Regions from separate parts of the Homo sapiens genome. Here region 2 is linked to region 1. The links are chromatin contacts, found by Hi-C in ENCODE. All regions are on one chromosome and are shown on one strand. Each heading gives the region's core, a stretch centred on a gene start or an enhancer-like site at or near the end of the contact. The rest is flanking DNA. Distances are from core to core; before and after follow the strand shown. Region 1 holds the start of TRIP10 (thyroid hormone receptor interactor 10). Region 2 holds the start of MBD3L1 (methyl-CpG binding domain protein 3 like 1).

What was found. A loop is a pair of places that touch in the nucleus more often than their neighbours do. Pooled maps may share reads with other maps.
Region 2: a pooled map shows a loop between it and region 1 (20-fold over the local background). The contact joins the promoter of MBD3L1 here to the promoter of TRIP10 in region 1. A Hi-C loop is called at or near these places in 14 of 50 pooled maps.

What each region holds. Positions count from the first base shown.
Region 1 is chr19:6,738,265-6,742,097 of GRCh38, forward strand. It overlaps TRIP10 (thyroid hormone receptor interactor 10), which reads left to right and starts at 1,416. Exons shown (of 15, transcript NM_001288962.2): 1 at 1,416-1,521; 2 at 2,746-2,861; 3 at 2,961-3,017. The coding sequence starts at 1,498. RefSeq lists enhancers at 1-741, 821-910, 931-1,060, 1,510-2,277 and silencers at 1,261-1,540, 1,581-1,670.
Region 2 is chr19:8,830,958-8,837,286 of GRCh38, forward strand. It overlaps MBD3L1 (methyl-CpG binding domain protein 3 like 1), which reads left to right and starts at 1,420. Exons shown (of 3, transcript NM_001393532.1): 1 at 1,420-1,565. ZNF558 (zinc finger protein 558) reads right to left here and starts at 1,347. Exons shown (of 10, transcript NM_144693.3): 1 at 1,252-1,347; 2 at 361-444. RefSeq lists silencers at 1,127-1,396, 1,897-2,156.

The sequences.
Region 1 (3,833 bases), core at 166-2,665:
CCCCAGGTGAACTCCCTCTCTGCAAGTTGAGTCCTAACTTCAGCCTGAAACTCTGACACCCCCTCGTCCCCCACACCACACACTGAGGCTTAATCTCTGGTTTAGGCCACCGATCTGGACTAGCCCTGACTCCAGATTGGACCTGACCCCTTACCGGGTTGCTAATCCTTCTGGTTAAGCCTCTGGCCTCTATCCCCTATCCCCACGGTGGTGCTGACCTGGACTGAACCCCAATTCCAGTTTGAGTCTCTGAGCAGAGGTGAACTCAGAACTTTGCTAGGCTGAGCCCCCATTTGAGACTAGCCACAGAACTCACTGGGTTCAATTGCCCAACTGCAATCAGACATTTTCTAGCTCAGAAGCCACCAGCAGGTGGGGCCAGGTCTCAGCAGAGACATCAGTCCCAGTGTGGGCTCCCAAGGCTCTCCTCCTGGGCTCAGCTGTATCTCTCTGTTCTGGGAGCCTGGGTGCTCTGTGTAAGGGGAACGTATACCCAAGGGCCCCCCTGCAAGACGCCCAGCCTTGTCTGAGGCTGCAGAGAAAGCGCCAAAGCCCGGAGAGAATGGGAGTGGGAATCCCCAGTGCCTCCTCTCCTCTTTCATTCCAGCACCTCAAAGGGATTTACAAGGTGTGAACAGACTTTTATGGGAGAGGTGACAGACTTCCCTTCTCCAGGGCCCAGATGGCCCAGATGTCTGGGGGAGGGGCGGAGTCGGAATCTCAGGGGCAGTACTGAGAATGAAACCAGGTTAAACTGGAAAATGGGCAGATGCAGGCGCGAACTGGAAGGCAGCTGGGGAAAGGCCTGGGCCTGGCGCCCCAAGGACGGCCTGTCTTCAGTTTCCCAGCGGAGACTCTGGGGGAGGGAAGGCAGGATGCGGTGCGGGAGTTAATGGACCTGGCCTTGGCGAAGGCGCGTCCTGGGTTGGATCGAAACCCTCTCATCCGCCCTGTGGCCGGAGGGACCAGACCATTAGTGGGACGAACCTAGACGCCTGGAGCCGGGCCGGCTCGCAAGAACGGGGTGACCTCAGGTTGCCCCTGCAATGGGGTTGAGGAAGGACTTCTTGAGTTTGGGGTTTTAGTGTCTTGGCCCTTTAAGGAATAATTGCGGGGAAAGGGGAAAAGGAGATGGGAAGAACCGTTTGGAGCGGGGAAGGAAGATGAGAGGACGAGAGGGACCCCGGGGATTTGGAAAAAATGGGTGGGGGTTCTTTAAGGGGTCGGTCCAGCGGCGTCGAGTGGCAACGTTGCTTTAAAAGGGGGCGGAGCGTCCGTTGGGCCCCGCCCCCGAATCGCAGTGCTTGGGCTCCGCGCGGGTGGGGGCGTGGCAGAGCGTGCAGGGGGGCGGGGAAGAGTCTGGGGTGGGCGGGGCCGGGCGGGGCGGGGCGGGGCCAGGCGCACCGCCCTCGGCTGAGTCTCCCCGGGGAGGGCGGCGGGCGGCGGGCGGCGGGGACCGGGTGCGGTGGTGGCTGCGGCGGCGGCGGCGGGAGCAGCATGGATTGGGGCACTGAGCTGTGGGTAAGTCCAATCGGCCCGCCTCTAAGTTCCCCTTTGCTGGGGTCCAGGCACCCCCCTTTTGTCCCCAATGTATCTTAGAGGGGGCTCCGCGCCTTTCCCTTCCACCGACCCCTGGGTCCCCGCCCTCCACCCTCCGCTCTCTCTCGAAGTTTATCTGGGAGTCTCAGCACGCTCAGGGGCGAAGGGCGACTTTGCCGGACCGGAGTGGGGAAACTGAGGCACAGGGTTGCGAATGAGGCGGGCAGAAGGAATCCTGGGGCCAGGCCGGGGCGGCTGAGAGAGGTCACCTATTTTGGGCGCCCTGGCCGGGCAGGCGGCTTATCTTACGGCCCCTGGGTCCCTGCCCGTCGTCCGCCTGTCCGGCTAGGAGGGGGGAGGGGACCCTCTGGTCACCCTCATCCCCACCCACGTGGGACCTAGAAGTCCTGACCGCCCTTTCCCTCGCCTTTAATCAACACCTAGGGGCTGGGGACGCTCATGGAGGGGAAGGGGGATGCTAAGCTCGGCCTGATCCCCCTCCCTGGCTTCCCCCTGCTCACCCCAGGCCCAGGGCGGGACCGCCCCCTGGTCGCCTATAACCTCAGCCCTGGAAGCCCCAGAAATTTCCCCCTATCCTAGCCGGACCTCTGACCCCTCCCCTTGCTGGGGGCGGTGGAATCCCTGAGTTCTTAGTGCAGCGGGGGTAACCAGACTGCCACCCCCTCCTCCAATTCTGCGATTTCTTTTGGATGTGTAGTGGGGTCAGTGGGGTAAATTGAGTCACCCATCGGGGGATCCCTGGAAGCAGGGAGATTCAGGGAACCTGGTGCCTGCCCCCTGGCCACTCAGGGGCCCCCAGTCTGCCAGGAACCCTGCCCCTCTGGCCTTGACTCACGCCGGGCCGGCCGGATTTTCCGGAATCCGGGGGGATTAGGGGAGCCCGAGCTGGGGGAGTGGCCCTGTCCCCTTCCACGCCCCTCTTGGCGGTCCTATGTCGGAGACCTCCATCTCCCGGCCGGGGTGGCTGGGGCCTGGGCGCTGTTCTCCGGCCCTTCCCGGGAAGGGGAGGGGGTTCCCGCCAGTTTCCTGCCTCCCCCCGCGCCACGCCGGGGCGGCGCCGGGAAGCCACTCCTTCTAGGAGCGCAGAGCCTTGGCCCTCCCTGGGAGTCTGGTCGGCGGGCTGTGGGGTCCCAAAATCGTGACCCCGGCCCCTCTCCCCTCCTCCCCCACCATGTCCCATGTCAGGATCAGTTCGAGGTGCTCGAGCGCCACACGCAGTGGGGGCTGGACCTGTTGGACAGATATGTAAAGTTCGTGAAAGAACGCACCGAAGTGGAACAGGCTTACGCCAAACAACTGCGGTGAGACCCTGGGGTGGACGCTACGGAGGACGCGCCTGGGGCGACGGGGAGCGGTGGGAGGGCTGCGGGCTCAGCCCTCCTACCTCTGTCTCCCCTTAGGAGCCTGGTGAAAAAATATCTGCCCAAGAGACCTGCCAAGGATGATCCTGAGTCCAAGTAAGGTTGGAGAGGGGCTGCAGGGCTAGATTTGTGGGGAAAGGCGGTGCTTGGGTCTCACTTCCCCTCCCTCAGCTGGGACACCCCACCGCTCCTCTCACTTCCCCTTCTAGAGGTGAGAGCATGGATGCAAGATGCGGGATTATCTGGCTTGGAATCCTGAGTCCACTACTATGTAGAGAAATTGACTTGGGCTTGTGACTCAGGTTTTCTGCCACTATTTTCCTTAACTGTTAAATACAGAGGCCCCAGCAGTTACAAAACCAGTAACTTTGGGCAGATGACTTAAAGTTTTGCGCCTCTGTTTTCCTCATCTGTGAAATGGAATGATGACGATTCCTCCAGCTTTGTAGGGCTTTCATGAACACGAGCTGAGTGAATGTGTTTAAACAGTGTGCAGTCCATATCAAACGCCGTAAGGAGCATTTGACTTGGAATTGAGTCCCCAATTCCAAAATCCAAAAAAGCCCTGGAAATCAAGTTGTTTTGGTCACTTGTTTGGCAGCAATCTCTGACCTGAACTTTTTGTTAATTGTAGTTGTTTTGTTTTGTTTTTGACAGAGTTTCACTCTGTCCCCCAGGCTGGAGTGCAGTGGCGCCATCTCAGCTCACTGCAACTTCCGCCTCCCAGGTTCAAGCGATTCTCCTGCCTCAGCCTCCCTAGTAGCTGGGATTACAGTCACCTGCCACCATGCCCAGCTAATTTTTATATTTTTAGTAGAGACAGGGTTTCACCATGTTAGCCAGGCTGGTAATTGTAGTTTTGACTTTTATCCCACTTAGTGTGAATGTTAACACCTCTCATTGTAAAATTAA
Region 2 (6,329 bases), core at 170-2,669, 2.1 Mb after region 1:
TGTTAGTGGGAAGACTTGTAACACTACATATACATGTAAATATTTTCTATACTTATATAAAATTCAGAAACTTTTAGCATTACGGCATACCAGAAAATCTGTCTTTAGCTACAGTTACACATCTTTACGTTATTTGTATGTTTGTTTTGTGGATACTTATTTGCATGTAACTGTATTTACTTATTTACACACATGTAACCATAAACACCTCTGTCTTTTTACCTTGAACTTTCCTTAAGATACCTTCACTCTTAGTGACTTCAATGTGGTTACAACCCCAGCACAGGAAAAGCCCACGAGGAGTTCTTCTACACAGCAGAGCCTGCTGAAACCTTGTTGTAGGTTCCACACTGTACTCACCTGGTCACCCAAAAACCCACAACAACAGGTGGACCTTGTGGCAGGCTTCAACACGAATCTGAGCTTGAATGATGCTTTTCTCATCTGAAAAAAAAAAAAAGACACAAAGATTTCTTTCGAGGCTTTGTATAGGTTGTACAGTTGTTGGATACGGCTGCCGGAAACACCATCCCATTCACTTTTTTTGGGTACTCAATGATTAAATGTGTAATAAGGGCCCAGCCTGTGGGCCATGACTGGCTTTACCTGATTCCCATCTGGCCATCTGCTCCGTAAGAGGGGAGAAAGCAGCTTAACGCTGTGTGCATTTGACTTGCTCAACTTACTACGCTGGAGAGAGATTCTATGGTGACTCCACAGGCTTTAAAAATATCTTGTCACTTAGAGGCCCTATTAAGTGACTAAACTGAATTTTTAACAATTTATGTAGTTTATTCAGAACTGCAGAGATTTTTTTTTTAAGGCCCTAGAGCAGGGTTTCCCAACCTGGCACTACTGATAATTCTTTGTTGTGGGGGACTGTCCTGTACAACGTAGGATCTTTAAGAGCAAGCAGCGTCCCTCTTCCCCGGCCTCCACCCTCTAGGTGACAGTAGCAGCCTCCCCTCCCCACAATTTGTGAAAACCACAGTCGTCTCCAGCTACAGCCAAAAGTCCCCTGGGGTGCGGAATCGCCCCGGGTGAGGGCGACTGGGGTTCCCTGAGGAGGCAACAGCGGCGCGGGGCCCCGACCCAGGAGCAAGCAGCAGCTTCGTGCTGACCTAAGCTCACAGCCCGAGGCCTCATGAACCGAAACACGGCTCCCTGGAGGGACGCAGGGCCCGTGGCTGGCGGTGTCCGCGGCCCACGTCGCCCCCTGGACTCGGACCCGAGCCCCCGCCAGTCGCTCACCGAGCCCGGCCCCTCCCGCGGGGCCAAAAGCGCCGACTCGCGGGGACGGAGGGACTCGCTCCCCGCTGCCCCACGCGCGGCCCCTCCCACGGTACCGCCCCGCGCTTCCGCTTCCGGTCTGGGGAGAGGTGCGCTGCACGTCCCCTTCCGGCTCGCGCGGGCAGCCTCGCAGAGTCGAGCGTGTTGGGGGTTCGGCGCTTAGGCGACAGGCGCGGCGGGCGGGAGCGGCGGCCGCGAACCCCAGCCTTGGGCAGAGGTGTTCTAGTTTGCTTAGTGGGCACAAAGTTGGGCCCTGGCCTGGGGCAGTAGCGGGGGTAAGGTTGGCCCTGGGGGCGGGGCCAGGCTGTGAGCCGCACGAGGCCTGGGGGCGGGGCTGGTTGTGGGCGGAGATCAGTTCCGGGGCGGGGCTGAAGGCGGGGAACCGGCTGAGGCCGTACCAGGCCTGGAGGGCGAGGCTGATTGGGCAGAGACCAGTTCCAGGGTCGGGGCTGTGGGTGGGGCCCAGTTCTCGGGGCGGATGGTATAAGGCTTCTAGAGCGGGGATGACTGAGCAGAGACCAGTTACAGGGGTGGAGACCTCCATTTCCGGGGCGGGGCTGAGCGGGAACCAGGCTGTGGTTGTGACAGCCCTGGAGGTTGGGGCTGGCTGTGGGCGGAGATAAGCTCCGGGCCGGGCGGAGGGCGGGGACTAGGCTGTGGGTGTACCGGTCTTGGAGGGCAGTGGTGATTGGCAGAGAGCAGTTCTAGGGGCGGAGCTATGGGGTGGCAGCAAGCCTGGGGGCGGGGCTGACTGTGGGCGGAGACCAGTTCTGGGGGCGGGACTGTGGGCTGCACCAGGCCTGGGGAGGGGGCAGTGGGTGGAGACCAGTTCCAGGGGCAGGGATCTGGGTATGAATAAAAGGGTGTATGATGTGGGTGGGTTGGGATAGGCCCAGGAGCCAGGATTGTGGGAGATCAGATTCAGGGGTAGGGCCTTCCTTGGATCCCTAGATTGTTGATACAGTTACTGCCCCATGTTCATACAACCCAATAGGATCAGATTATGTATGCACATTTGTCTATAACTTGCTTTCCCAAGGCAGAACATAGTGATTTAACACTAAGAGTTTAGGGGAGCAGGAGAGGACTGGGTCATAGATACACATATAGGAAAACTTAAGAATGGTACAAAGTCAGTCAAATATTCTCCCACCACGGTCTTTCAGTTCTTTTGCTCAGAGGCAAAAATAATTTTCTCCTCTATCTTTCCAGATATAGTGTGGACATGTATGTGTGTGTATGTGTGTATGCCGTAGTCATATTCATGGAATAAATGCTATTACCTCCCCCCCAACAAGTCTCTGTTTTATACACCATGGATATAGACTGAACAAAATAGGTAAACGTCCTTGCCCTCAGAGAACGTGCATTTTAGTTGTGAGTTGGGCAGGAGAAATGGACAGTGAATGTGATAAATAGAATACATGGTGGGTTGGTGCGTTAGATACCACTAAGTGCTGGTTGGACCTGGTGGCTTACGCTTGTAATCCCAACACTTTGGGAGGCCGAGGCAGGCAGATCACCTGAGGTCAGGAGTTCGAGACCAGCCTGCCAACATGGTGAAACCCCGTCTCTACTAAAAATACAAAATTAGCCGGGCGTGGTGGCGGATGCCTTGTAATCCCAGGTACTTGGGAGGCTGAGGCAGGAGAATAGCTTGAACTCGGGAGGTGGAGGTTGAAGTGAGCCGAGATTGCAGCCGGTGCACTCCAGCCCGGGTGACGAGCAAGACTCCATCTCAAAAAACAAAACAAAACAAAAACCAAAAACCATAAACAAAAAAAGATACTGGTAAGTGCAAAGGGAAAAAATTTTATGTAAGAGAGTGGTAACATTTAAAATCAGCCAGGAAGAAATACTTTCAATGAATGATATTGTTTCATGCACCCGTCCTTTCAGAAAAAAATAGTTAGATCTCTGCTTCCCAAAAATATCCATTTTCAGGTGGCTGAAGGAAGTTTAAGCAAAAATGAACAAGTTCAAAATTCAATATACTAGGAAAGTTCACTGTGGAAAGACTGTTCTCTTCAACAAATTGTGCTGGGACAACTAGATGCCAATATACAAAAGAATGAAATTGGGCTGGGCGTGGTGGCTCACGCCTGTAACCCCAGCACTTTGGGAGGCTGAGGCAGGCAGATCACGAGGTCAAGATATCGAGACCATCCTGGCTAACATGGTGAAACCCCGTCTCTACTAAAAATACCAAAATTAGCTGGGCGTGGTGGCGGGCGCCTATAGTCCCAGCTACTCGGGAGACTGAGGCAGAAGAATCGTTTGAACCCAGGAGGTGGAGATTGCAGTGAGCCGAGATCACCCCACTGCACTCCAGCCTGAGAACAGAGCGAGACTCCATCAAAAAAAAAAAACAAACCAAAACCAAAAAAAAACAAAAAAAAAACCAACCAACCAAGAAACAAACAAAAAACAGAGAATGAAATTGGACCTCTACTTCACACCATGTACAAAAGTGAGCTCAAAATAGATCATAGACCTAAAGGTAAGAGCTAAAACTATAAACTTCTTGGAAGAAAACATAGGTGTCAAACTTTGTGATCTTGGGTTAGGCAATTGTTTCTTAGATATGACATCAAAAACAGGTGGCGAAAGAAAAAATATATAAATTGGACTTAACATTAAAAAACATTGATGCTTCAAAGGACACCATCAAGAAAAAAGACAAACATGGACTGGGTGAAGACATTTACAAATGATTTATCTGATACATGACTTGTATTCAAAATATATAAAGGCTTGCGACTCAGCAATAAAAAGATACCCAATTAAAAGTGAACAAAGAGTTTTTTTTTTTTTTTCTTTTTGAGGTGGAGTCTCCTTCTGTCACCTAGGCTGGAGTGCTGTGGCACCATTTTGGCTCACTGCATCCTCTGCCTCCTGGATTCAAGCGATTCTCCTGCCTCAGCCTCCCAAGTAGCTGGGACCACAGGCGTTCACCACCACGCCTGGCTAATTTTTGTATTTTTAGCAGAGAGAGGGTTTTGCCATGTTGGCCAGGCTGGTCTTGAACTCCTGACCTCAAGTGATCTGCCCACCTTGGCCTCCCTAAGTGCTGGGATTACAGGTGTGAGCCACTGCACCCAGCCTGAAAAATGAACAAAGAGTTCGAATCGTCATTTCTACAAAGAAGATACACAAATGGCAAATATATACATGAAAAGATGCTCGGCCCCATTAATCATTAGGGAAGTTAATATCAAAACTTCAATAAAATACTACTTCACACCCATTGGGATAATTAAAATTAAAAAGATAGCCAATAACAAAGATTGGCAAAGACAAGGAGAAATTGGAATTCTTATACATTGCTGTCAGGATTGTAAAATGGTGCACCCACTTTGCAAAATAGTTTGGCAGTTCCTCAAAAAGTCATAGAGTTGCCACGTGACCCAGCAATTTTATTTCCAGTATATGCCCAAGAGAAATGAAAACATGTGTTCACATGACAGCTTGTACATGAATGTTCATAGCAGCATTATACATAATAGCCCAAAATTTTGTATGTCCCAAATATCAGTCAACTGATGAATGGATAAATAAAATGTGGTATATCCACACAACGGATTATTATTCATCCATTAAACAGAATACATATTCCATGGATGAACCTTGAAAACATTACGGTAAGTAAAAGAAGCCACTCATAAAAAACCCACATTTTGTATAATTCAATTTAAATAAAATTTCCAGAATAAGAAAATCCAAAGAGACAATAGATTAGTGGCAAATGTTGGGGAAAAGGGAAATGAGGGGAAGTGGGTAATGGTATGGATTTCATTTTAGATGAAAATAAGATTAGATAGTGGTGACGATTGCGCAACTGTGTGAATGTACTAAAAACCATTTTACACAAAAGTGTAAAAACTGTACACTTTAAAAGGTTGAATATTATGGTAGCTCAATAAAGTTTTTATTTAAAAAATGTAGAATTATACACATAAATTCTTCAGTTAGGCATAATAAGAGAATAAAAGTGGAAAAATAAAATACTACATAAATATGAGTGCTTCTTCCTCAAAATAATAGAAGAAAAGTGGAAAAAGTAAAATACTACAAAAATGTGAGTTCTTCTCTTCTTCCTCTTCCTCCTCCTCCTTTCTTCCTTCTTCCTTACTCCTCCCCTTCCTCCTCCTCCTTGTCCTCCTCCTTCTTCTTTCTTCTTTCCTCCTCCTCCTTCTTCTCTTCCTTTTCCTCCTCCTCCCCCCCTCTCCTCCTCCTTCTTTCTTCTTTTTTCTTTTTTTTTGGAGACAGGATCTTGCTTTGTCACCCAGGCTGGAGTGCAGTGGTGCAAACATGGCTCATTGCAGCCTCGACCTCCTGGGCTCAAGTCATTCTCCCTCCTCAGCTTCCCGAGTAGCTGGGACTGCAGGCGTGCACCACCACGCCCAGCTAGTTTTTGTATTTTTTATAGAGACAGGGACTCGCCACACCACAGAGGCTAGTCTCGAACTCCTGAGCGCAAGCAATCCCTTTGCCTTGGCTGCCCAAAGTGCTGGGATTTTAGGCATGACCCCATCGTATCCAGCTTAAGTGTATCTTAATTTTCCACACCATCACATTATTAAATGGCAAAACAAACTGGGGATAAATAATTGTAAAAATCTATGACATGTGGGCTCATATCATTATTACATAAAGAATATTTTGGATAAATAAGCAAAAGATGAACAAGCCAGTAAAAACATCATCAAAGACAAAGGCTATGAACCACACACTCCTTTACAAATACATACAACTGCCCAATACTCTAATTAGCAAAGAGGCATAAATTAAAATAATGGCATTATGTTTGTGCCTCTCAAGTAATGCAAAACATTTTAAATGGCCAGTTTGTCAAGACATGAAGAAATGAATGACCTCGCCCTCTGCTAGCAGCATTGATAAGTACCAGTTTCTCAGCAGGTACTTGGTAACATATACCCAAAGCTGTACGAATGTGCATATTTATCAACCCAGCAATTTTACAGTGATCTAAATCAGAGAAATGTTTGAACCTTGTTAAAAAGGATTGATCATCTACC